2 separate regions of the Homo sapiens genome follow, and region 2 is linked to region 1. A link is an interaction called in ENCODE POLR2A ChIA-PET data of the cell type or tissue named here. Cell type or tissue: GM12878. All regions are shown on one strand. Links, peaks and the distances in the headings refer to the core of each region. The heading gives the core; the rest is flanking DNA. Region 1 has its middle 6.5 kb from the start of SUMO2. Region 2 holds the start of LOC107985034 (a long non-coding RNA gene).

Region 1 (5,376 bases), core at 88-5,087:
GTGGCATAGCCTGTAATCCCAGCTACTCAGGAGGCTGAGGTGAGAGAATCACCTGAACCCAGGAAGTGGAGGTTGCAGTGAGCCAAGAGCCCACCATTACACTCCAGCCTGGGTGACAGAGCGAGACTCCGTGTCAAAAAAAAATTTTTTATTCTTATTTTTATTGATTTTATTTTTTATTTATTAGAGACAAAGGTCTTGCTATGTTGCCCAGGCTGGTCTTGAACTCTTGGCCTCAAGTGATCCTTGTGCCTTGGCCTCCCAAGGTGCTGGGATTACTGATATGAGCATATGAGCCACCGTCTCCTAGTCCACTTTCTTTTTCTTTTCCTTTTTTTTTTTTTTTGAGATGGGGCCTCATTACGTCATCCAGGCTGGAGAGCAGTAGTGTGATCACAGCTCACAGCTCACTGCAGCCTTTGCTTCCTGGGCTCAAGTGATCCTCCCATCTCAGCTTCTTGAGTAGCTCCGACCACAGGCAAGCACCACTATGCCTGGCTGATTTTTGGTATTTTTGATAGAGACGAGTTTTCACCCTGTTGCCTAGGCTGGTCTCGAACCACCCAACTCAGCCTGCCAGGCCTGCCAAAGTGCTGGGAATTCAAGGGTGAGCCAGTGTGCCCAGACCCACTTTCTTTTTCCAAAGCATCCTTTTTCAGTGCACAGCTATCCGTTTCCTCCCACCCCTATAAAAATGATGGAAGGAGAGGTGCAGTGGCTCACGCCTGTAATCCCAGCACTTTGGGTGGCTGAGGTGGGCGGATCACAGGGTCAAGAGATCGAGACCATACTGGCCAACATGGTGAAACCCCATCTCTACTAAAAATAAAAAATTAGCTGAGCGTGGTGGCTCGCTCCTGTGGTCCCAGCTACTCGGGAGGCTGAGGCAGGAGAATCGCTTGAACCTGGGAGGTGGAGGTTGCAGTGAGGCGAAATCACGCCACTGCACTCCAGCCTGGCTACAGAGCAAGACTCCATCTCAAAAAAAAAAAAAAAAAAAAAGATGGAGGGAGAATATTAATAGGAAATTTCTATCTCTTCACAATTTTTTCCTGGAAATTGCAAAAGGATTTTCAGAATATAATTTCAGTACATTGCCTAGACCCAGCTCCCAGAATTTCAATGTGCCCTTGGAATACATATTGCTCAGACATTTGAACATGTATTTTTTTTTTTTTTTGAGACGAAGTTTTTCTCTTGTTGCCCAGGCTGGAGGGCAGTGGAGTGATCTCAGCTCACTGCAACCTCTGCCTCCCAAGTTCAAATGATTCTGCTGCCTCAGCCTCCCAAGTAGCTGGGATCACAGGCGCCCACCACCACACCCAGCTAGTTTTTGTATATTTAATAGAGACGAGGTTTCACCATGTTGACAAGGTTGGTCTTGAAGTCCTTACCTCAGGTGATCCACCTGCCTCGGCCTCCCAAAGTTCTGGGATTACAGGCGTGAGCCACTGTGCCCAGCTATTGTTTTTCTTATTTTTTTAGATGAAGTTTCGCTCTTGTTGCCCAGGCAGGAGTGCAATGGTGTGATCGCAGCTCACTGCATCCTTCATCTCCCAGGTTCAAGCAATTCTCCTGCCTCAGCCTCCTGAGCAGCTGGGATTATAGGCGTGCGCCACCACGCCCGGATAATTTTTGTATTTTTAGTAGAGATGGGGTTTCACTATATTGTCCAGGCTGGTCTCGAACTCCTGACCTCAGGTGATCCACCTGCCTCAGCCTCCCAAAGTGCTGGGATTACAGAAGTGAGTCACTGAGCCCGGCCTTGAACATGCAGCATTATTATTATTATTATTATTATTATTATTATTATTATTTTGAGATGGAGTCTCACTCTGTCGCCCAGGCTGGAGTGCAGTGCAGGATCACAGCTCACCACAACCTCCGCCTCCTGGGTTCAAGTGATTTTCCTGCCTCAGCCTCCCAAGTAGCTGGGATTACAGGCGCCTGCCACCGCGCCCACCTAATTTTTTGTATTTTTGGTAGAGATGGGGTTTCACCATGTTGGCCAGACTGGTCTCGAACTCCTGACCTCGTGATTCTCCCACCTTGGCCTCCCAAAGTGCTGGGATTACAGGCGTGAGCCACCGCCCCCGGCCGAACAAGCATCTTATACAAATTCCTCCTTTGCCTGAAGGTGATTTTGTAATTTAGTGTAATAGGTTGTCAGGTAGTTTTTTTTGGGTTTTTTTTTCTTTTGAGACAGAGTCTTGCTCCTCTCGCCCAGGCTGGAGTGCAGTGGTGCAATCTCGGCTCACAGCAACCTCTGCCTCCCAGGTTCAAGTGATTGTCCTGCCTCAGCCTCCCGAGTAGCTGGGATTACAGGCGCCTGCTGCCACGCCCAGCTGTTTTTTGTATTTTTAGTAGAGACCGGGTTTCACCATGTTGGCCAGGCTGGTCTTGAACTCCTGACCTCAGGTGATCTGCCTGTCTCAGCCTCCCAAAGTGCTGGGATTACAGGTATGAGCCACTGTGCCCGGCCAGTATCTCTTTGTCTTTTCCCTAGCACACAGCAGGAGCTCAGTTAACACTACTTTCTAGCTATGTGATAGCATGTTTACTTAACCCCTTTGAGAGTAGCAAATAACTACTACACCTGCTTGCAATCATTTGTGTAAGAGGAAAATGAGCTAACATTAGTAATGTCCCACTTAGTGCTTGATAGGTGGCAGGTACTCAACAATTGTTGGTTCTCTTTCTCTTTCACTTCTTGTGTATTTCCTCCTCCCCCAATCATAAGTTATATGAGTCAGAGATTTTGTCTCCCCTTCTTGGTATCTCCAGTGTCATAGTATCTTACACATAGTAATGGGGTTTTTTTGTTTTGTTTTGTTTTGTTTTTGAGACAGGGTCTTGCTCTGTCACCTAGGCTGGAGTGCAGTGGCACAATCTCGGCTCACTGCAACCTCCACCTCCCGAGTTCAAGCGATTCTCCTGTCTCAGCCTCCCAAGTAGCTGGAATTACAGGCATGCACCGCCATGCCCAGCTAATTTTTGTATTTTTAGTAGAGACAGGGTTTTGCCTGTTGGCCAGGCTGATCTTGGAACTCCTGGCCTCAGGTGATCCACCCTCCTCGCCATCCCAAAGTGCTGGGATTACAGGCGTGAGCCATCGCACCTGGCCCAGTAATAGGTTATTTTTGTTGTTTTTTGAGGTAGGGTCTCACTCTGTCACCCAGGCTGGAGTGCAGGGGCACAATCATAGCTTATTGCAGCCATAATCTCCTGGGCTCAAGTAATCCTCTCACCTTGTCCTCCCAAAGTGCTGGAATTACAGACATGAGCCACTGCAACCAGCTGATAGTTTCAATTCATTCATTCATTCATTCATTCAGTGAATCCTCGAACGCCTACAACGTACAAAAGCTTGGAGTTGAGAGAGAACATTTAGGAACCCCAAGTGATTGAATATGACCAAAGCAGAGGCTTCAGGATGAGAAACAAGGCTATAGAGTGGTTAATTTGGATTAGTTCTCAAAGGGCGCATAGGTCATATCCTGTGAAGCAGATGATTAGTGAGGAACCAGGGAGTATCAGAAACTTCTTTTGGTTTATTTTTTATTTTATTTTATATTTTTTGAGACAGAGTCTTGCACTGTCGCCCAGGCTGGAGTGCAATGGCACAATCTTGGCTCACTGCAACCTCTGCCTCCCGGGTTCAAGCGATTTTCCTGCCTCAGCCTCCTGAGTAGCTGGGACTACAGGTAGCCGCCATGATGCCCAGCTAATTTTTGTATTTTTATTTATTTATTTACTTACTTACTTATTCTGAGACAGAGTCTCGCTGTGTTGTCACCCAGGCTGGAGTTCAGTGGCACCATTTCGGCTCACTGCAACCTCTGCCTCCCGGGTTCAAGTGATTCCCCTGCCTCAGCCTCCCGAGTAGCTGGGATTACAGGCGCCTGCTACCATGCCCAGCTAATTTTTATCTTTTTAATAGAGACGGGATTTCACCAGGTTGGCCAGGCTGGTCTTGAACTCCTGACCTCAGGTGATCTGCCTGCCTTGGTCTCCCAAAAGGCTGGGATTCCAGGCGTGAGCCACAGTGCCTGACCCTTTTGATTTATATTTATTTTATAATGGCTTGTGTTTCTCAAACTTTATTATTTATTACTTTTTTTTTTTTTTTGAGGCAGGGTCACACTCTGTCACCCAGGCTGGAATGCAATGCTGCAGTCTCAGCTCATGGCAACCTCTGCCTCCTGGTTTCTAGCAATTCTCCTGTCTCAGCCTCTGGAGTAGCTGGGTACGCCACCATGCCCGGCTAATTTTTGTATTTTTAGTAGAGACGGGATTTCACCATGTTGCCCAGGCTGGTCTTGAATTCCTGAGCTCAGGTGATCCCCTCACCTCGGCCTCCCAAAGTGCTGGGACTACAGGCATGAGCTACCGTGCCCGGCCTCAAACTTTAGTGTGTTTAAGAATTACCAGGGCTGGGCATAGTGGCTCCCACCTATAATCCTATCACTTTGGGAAGCTGAGGTGAGGGGATCTCTTGAGCTCAGGGGTTTGAGACCAGTCTGAGGAACATAGTGAGAGCCCCATCTGTACAAAAAATTTTAAAAAAATTAGCCTTGTGTGGTGGCATGCACCTGTAGTTGAAGCTACTTGGGAGTCTGAGGCAGGAGGATCCCTTGAGCCCAAGAGGCAGAGGTTGCAGTGAGTTGAGATCACACCAATGCACTCTAGCCTGGGCAACAGAGTGAGACCTTCCCCAAAAAGAGAACAAAACAGGCAGATTTGGCAGGGTACAGTGGCTCATGCCTGTAATCCCAGCGTTTTGAGAGGCTGAGGCTAAGGCTGGAGGATCACTTGAGCCCAGGATGCCATTTCTTTCTTTCTTTCTTTTTTTTTTTTTTTGAGATGGAGTTTCATTCTTGTTGCCCAGGCTGGAGTGCAGTGGCGCGATCTTGGCTCACTGCAACCTCTGTCTCCCGGGTTCAAGTGATTCTTGCTGGGATTACAGGCATGAGCCACCACGCCCGGCCAGGAGATGCTATTTCTATAAAAAATAAAAAGCCACCACGCCCGGCCAGGAGATGCTATTTCTATAAAAAATAAAAATAAATTAGGTGGGCGTGGTGGTGCCTGTCTGTAGTCCTAGCTACTCAAGAGGCTGAGGCGAGAGGATGGTTTAAGCCCAGGAGTTCGAGGCTGCAGTGAGCTATGATTTGCGGTACTGCACTCTATCCTGGGTGGAAAGCAGACCTTTCTTAAAAAAGAAAAAAAAAAATTAGGTGAATTCCAGAGCCAACCTTCCAAGGGGCCCAAAAATTTGTATTTAAACCAGCCCTTTAGATGATTCTGACTCATTTAAAAATCCATGAATAATGGAGGTACTATTTATTTTTTTTTGAGACGGAGTCTCGCTCTGTC
Region 2 (5,376 bases), core at 326-5,325, 53 kb after region 1:
CCAAGCTGGTCTCAAACTCCTGACCTCAGGTTATTCAGCTGCCTTGGCCTCCCAAAGTGCTGGGATTACAGGTGTGAGCCACTGCACCTGGCCTGGACAGACATTTAAAGTAAGGCCTACTGCTGCTTGTTTAGTCTCCATAGGTGCTTTTTTATTTTTTTCTTCTTCTTTATTAGTATGTTATGTATTTGTGAAAAACAAAACAGTTCTAGTAATAATGTAAGACAAATATAAGATTAGTAGTATTGAGCTTGATTCATCTGAAGAGGATTTTATGAAAATAAACCACTATGGCAGGACTGCAAGATAATTTTTTGTTCTTCAGAATGTTCATTAACTGCTGGATTCAGAGAGAGAATGAAGACTTCAGTAGATCCTGTATGTATAGCAGGAGGCCATGTCCCACCAGCAGAAATGAAACTGCTTGAACTAACAAGTTGTCTCAGTCCGAATTCTCTTTATCTTGAATATTTTAAATGTGGAGTTTTGTTTTTCTTTTATATTTACAATTATATTTAGGTTATTTCAGGGACACTTATTGTAGGACTTGTGTGTCTGATCCAGTGCATTTGATCTTGCTTCTTTTACAATGGATGTAACCAAGGAAACTAATGGGTGACCCTCTCTGAGTTTTAGTTCATAATTGTGACAGTTGTCATTCTGAAAAGCTTCATACTCTATTTTTGCTTGTAGTTAAATAGTATAGAACATTTTATGTTACTCCCATAGAATGTTCCAGAAATTCATGAAATGTTAAAAGCAGCAGTAGTATGTTAACATTAACAAAGCATGAAAAATAAATAAATAAAATAAATGTCTGTCCAATGAGAAATACTGCAGCCACAGAAGAGGGAGGTTTGTTTGCTTCTAGCCTATCATGAGATAAGTACATGAATTGAGAGTAAGTGTTAAAGACCTCTTCTTGGCCGGGCATGGTGGCTCACGCCTGTAATCTGAGTACTTTGGGCAGCTGAGGTGGGTGGATCACTTGCGGTCAGGAGGTTGAGACAAGCCTGGCCAACATGGTGAAACCTGGTCTCTACAAAAATACAAAAAATTAGCTGGGCATGGTGGCGGGCGCCTATAACCCCAGCTATTGGGAGGCTGAGGCAGGAGAATCGCTTGAGCCTGGGAGGCGGAGGTTGTGGTGGGCCAGGATCACGCTACTTTACTCCAGTCTGGGCGATGGAATGAGACACAGTCTCAAAAAAAAAAAAAAAATCCATTAATATAGGAGCATTATTAACTGCCCTTACTGCCTTTTCAGGCAAAAGGGATTCTATGAAATATTTTTACGAATATCTTAGAATATGCAACTGAATTTGATTGGTTAACACTGAAATAAACTTGCTATTAAAAAGAAAACTAAGGCCCAGTATGGAGGCTCACGCCTGTAATCCCAGCACCTTGGGAGGCCAAGGCAGGTTGGATCACCTGAGGTCAGGAGTTTAAGACCAGCCAGGCCAACATGGTGAAACCCTGTCTCTACTAAAAATACAAAAAATTAGTCGGGCGTTGTAGCGGGCACCTATAATCCCAGCTACTTACTTGGGATGCTGAGGCAGGAGAATTGCTTGAACCCGGGAGGCACAGGTTGCAGTGAGCCGAAATTGCACTGTTGCACTCTAGCCTGGACAACATGTGTGAAACTCCATCTCAACTAAAGAAAAAAAAGGAAAACTAGGCCGGGTGCAGTGGCTTAATGCCTGTAATCCCAGCACTTTGGGAGGCCAAGGTAGGTGGCTCACTTGAGGCCAGGAGTTTGAGACCAGCCTGGCCAACATGGCGAAACCCCGTCTCTACTAAAAATACAAAAATTAATCAGGCATGGTGGTGCATGCCTGTAATTCCAGCTACTCGGGAGGCTGAGGCAGGAGAATTGCTTGAACCCAGGAGGCAGAGGTTAAAGACCCTGTCTCAAAAAAAAAAAAAAAAAAAAAAAAAAAGGAAAACTAGGCTGTGTGAAGGGTGAAGGTGGCTCATGCCTGTGATCCCAGCACTTAGGGAGGGTGAGATGGGAGGATCACTTGAGTCCAGGAATTTGAGACCAGCCTGGGTAACATAAGGAGACCCCATCTTTTAAAAATAAAAAAAAAAAAAAAACAAAAATAGCCAGTTGTGGTGGTGCGCGCCTGTAGTCCCAGCTATTTGGGAGACTGATATAGGAGGATTGCTTGAGCCCAGGAGTTTGAGGCTACAGTGGGCTGTGATTGAGGTACTGCACTCCAGCCTGGGCCACAGAGTGAGACCCTGTCTCAATATCCTCCACCTGCCACCCCACCCCTCCACAAAAAACAAACAAACAAAAAAACTAAAAATATGTATACTATTAAGCTCTTAGTAAAAGTTTCCTTTCATAGAAAATATAGAATTTTTGCATTCACTTTGCACTTTGAATCAGTTTTTTCCCGGTTTAGAAACAACCCTAATGAGAGACAATTCATTTGGAAAATTGGATGGGTTCCAGTTTTTTTGCTGTCAGAGAATTGGATAAATAGCCTATATCATGTGATAATTACTATAAAGCAATGAAGCTTGACAGTGAGGTGAGGGATTTGAAAACATACAGTTAATAAGCAAGGCGAATTACTACCCTGTTTGTAAATATGGATACATTTCCAAGAGTGAAAAAAAGAAGTTGATACCATTTATGTTAAATATAACCAAAACATGTTACATGTTATCTGGCTACATGTAAATATACATAAAACAAGTGGACTAGAAGGCTGCACAGGACTTGCAGTGGGACCTCTGGGAATAGGGGGAGCAGGATCCACCCGGAGCTGGAAGGGGCCGTAGAGCTAGAGTTCCCTGTTCTTATTTAAAAATCTTCATGTCCTTGGGCCAGGCGCGGTGGCTCACGCCTGTAATCCCAGCACTTTGGGAGGCCGAGGCAGGTGGATCACAAGGTCATGAATTCAAGACCAGCTTGGCCAGGATGGTGAAACCCCATCTGTACTAAAAATACAAGAATTAGCCGGGCATGGCGGCAGGCGCCTGTAATCCCAGCTACTAGAGAGGCTGAGGCAGGAGAATTGCTTGAACCTGGGAAGTGGAGGTTGCAGTGAGCCAAGACTGCACCATTGCACTCCAGCCTGGGCAACAGCGAGACTCCGTCAAAAAACAAAACAAAACAAAAAAAAACTTCATGTCCTTATATATTTGTGTAATTTAGAAAAGAACATAAACAACAAATATGGGAAAAGATGAACAATGGTTAATTCTGTGGAGTGGGAGCATGGTGGGTGATTATTTTGTTTATGCTTTTAGGTATGTTTCCAACCATCAAACCAAAAAAAAAAGAAAAAGAGAAACAGATCCTTGATCTTAACAGGAAATGGCTGTCATTATGAGTATTATTTCTATTCCCTGTTTTCATAGAAAATGTGGACACAGACTTGCCAGGCAGCCTGGGGCAGAGTGAAGAGAAGCCCGTGCCTGCTGCGCCTGTGCCCAGCCCGGTGGCCCCGGCCCCAGTGCCATCCAGAAGAAATCCCCCTGGCGGCAAGTCCAGCCTCGTCTTGGGTTAGCTCTGACTGTCCTGAACGCTGTCGTTCTGTCTGTTTCCTCCATGCTTGTGAACTGCACAACTTGAGCCTGACTGTACATCTCTTGGATTTGTTTCATTAAAAAGAAGCACTTTATGTACTGCTGTCTTTTTTTTTTTTCTTTTGAAGAACAGGTTTCTCTCTGTCCTTGACTCTTGGGTCTGTGGGCCATGGCATGAGTGTTTTCTAGTAGTAGATTGGAGGGAAAGCTTTGTGACACTTAGTACTGTGTTTTTAAGAAGAAATAATTTGGTTCCAGATGTGTTAGAGGATCTTTTGTACTGAGGTTTTTAACACTTTACTTGGGTTTACCAAGCCTCAACTGGACAGACCATAAACAGTCCACAGGCACCGTTCCTGCCAGGCCCCAACCCACAGGGAGTCTCTCCGCAGAGCCTTCTTGGTGTTGCCCTAACTTGCCAGTGGCCTTTGCTCAGAGCCTCCTCCTGTGACATGTGAACAATGAAGAGGCCTGCGCCTCCTGCCTTGCCGCCTGCAAAGCAAAGAAACTGCCTTTTATTTTTTAACCTTAAAAAGTAGCCAGATAGTAACAAGACTGGCTGGCTGATGAGCAAAGCCTTTGCTCTCACGCAGAGGAAGGCTTGGATGTACAATGAAACTGCCTGGAACTAAAAGCAGTGAAGCAAGGGAGGCAATCACACTGAAGCGGGTCTTCCTCCAGGAACGGGGTCCCACAGGCGTGTTGTTTTAAATAACCTGATGCTGTGTGCATGATGCTGGTGCTTGACCATGAAAGGAAAGTCTCATCCTTAAAATGTGTTGTACTTCACAATCCTGGACTGTTGCTTCAAGTAAACAATATCCACATTTTGAAACACTGTGTACTGTGTCTTCTTTTTGAGATGGTTTCAGTGTTCTCCCTGGTTAGATGCTTTTCTCTTTGTCACTATAAATCCTGCCTACTGATTGGAGGAGTCATTTGAAGTTAAATAGCCAGATGTGCCTGTAATTAGCTACTTGGGAAGCCAAGGCAAGAGGATGCTTGAGCCCAGGAGTTTGAGACTATCCTGGGCAACATAGCGAGACCTCCTTAAAAAACAAAATCTTAAAACAGATGAAGACCCAGAGAGGAGTGGGTTTCTTTCTGAAGAAGGCTCTAAAGATGAGCAGGTTAGACTCTTCTACCTCCCCTTTGTTCTGGGCAGTAACATTTTAAAGTGTTCTCCAAGACTGGGCAACATGGTGAAACCTCGTCTCTACCAAAAATAGCCAGGTGTGATGGCACACGCCTGTAGTCGGGAGGCTGAGGCAGGAGGATTGCTTCACCCTGTGAGATCAAGGCTGCAGTGAGCCATGATCGCACCACTGTACTCCAGCCTGGGTGACAGCAAGACCCTGTCTCAAAAAAAGTTCTCCAACTTTAAATATGCGGGGATTTCTCCCCACCAGCAAGCAAGCAAGCAAGCAATTCTGCAGTGGATACCAGCTAGGTGTCCTCCAATTTTTTTTTTTTTTTAAGACAGTGTCTCAGTCTGTCGCCCAGGCTGAAGTGCAGTGGCACAATCTGCTCACTGCAACCTCTGCCTTCTGGGTTCCAGCGATTCTCCTGCCTCACCCTCCCGAGTAGCTGGGACTACAGGCATGTGCCACCACACCCAGCTAATTTTTGTATTTTTAGTAGAGACAGGGTTTATGCCATGTTGCCCAGGCTGGTGTCGAACTCCTGACCTCAAGTAATCTGCCCACCTCGACTTCCCAAAGTGCTGGGATTATAGGCATGAGCCACCTCACCTGGCCCTCCAATTCAATTCTGACAATCAGTTACCTGGAGATAGCTTTGATTCCACAAGTTGAGGGCTCAGCCCCC

Evidence for each region. ChIA-PET counts read pairs that join two places held together with the same protein. Peaks named below come from ENCODE experiments on the same cell type or tissue, not always from the same donor. Only the 100,000 strongest peaks of a DNase experiment are listed, where the experiment ranks them.
Region 2: POLR2A ChIA-PET joins it to region 1 with 9 read pairs; 27 of 35 experiments call an interaction of 5 or more read pairs at or near these places.

Annotation. Positions count from the first base shown.
Region 1 is chr17:75,186,741-75,192,116 of GRCh38, reverse strand. No RefSeq gene overlaps it. Among named protein-coding and RNA genes, the nearest start is that of SUMO2, 6.5 kb to the right of the region's middle. In GM12878, for the core only: no CTCF peak of the experiment used is centred there; a DNase peak (open chromatin) is centred at 2,696; H3K4me3 peaks cover 303 bases.
Region 2 is chr17:75,134,256-75,139,631 of GRCh38, reverse strand. JPT1 (Jupiter microtubule associated homolog 1) reads left to right here. Exons shown (of 5, transcript NM_016185.4): 5 at 3,382-4,384. The coding sequence ends at 3,530. It overlaps LOC107985034 (a long non-coding RNA gene), which reads right to left and starts at 3,382. Exons shown (of 2, transcript XR_007065907.1): 1 at 1-3,382. In GM12878, for the core only: no CTCF peak of the experiment used is centred there; no DNase peak of the experiment used is centred there.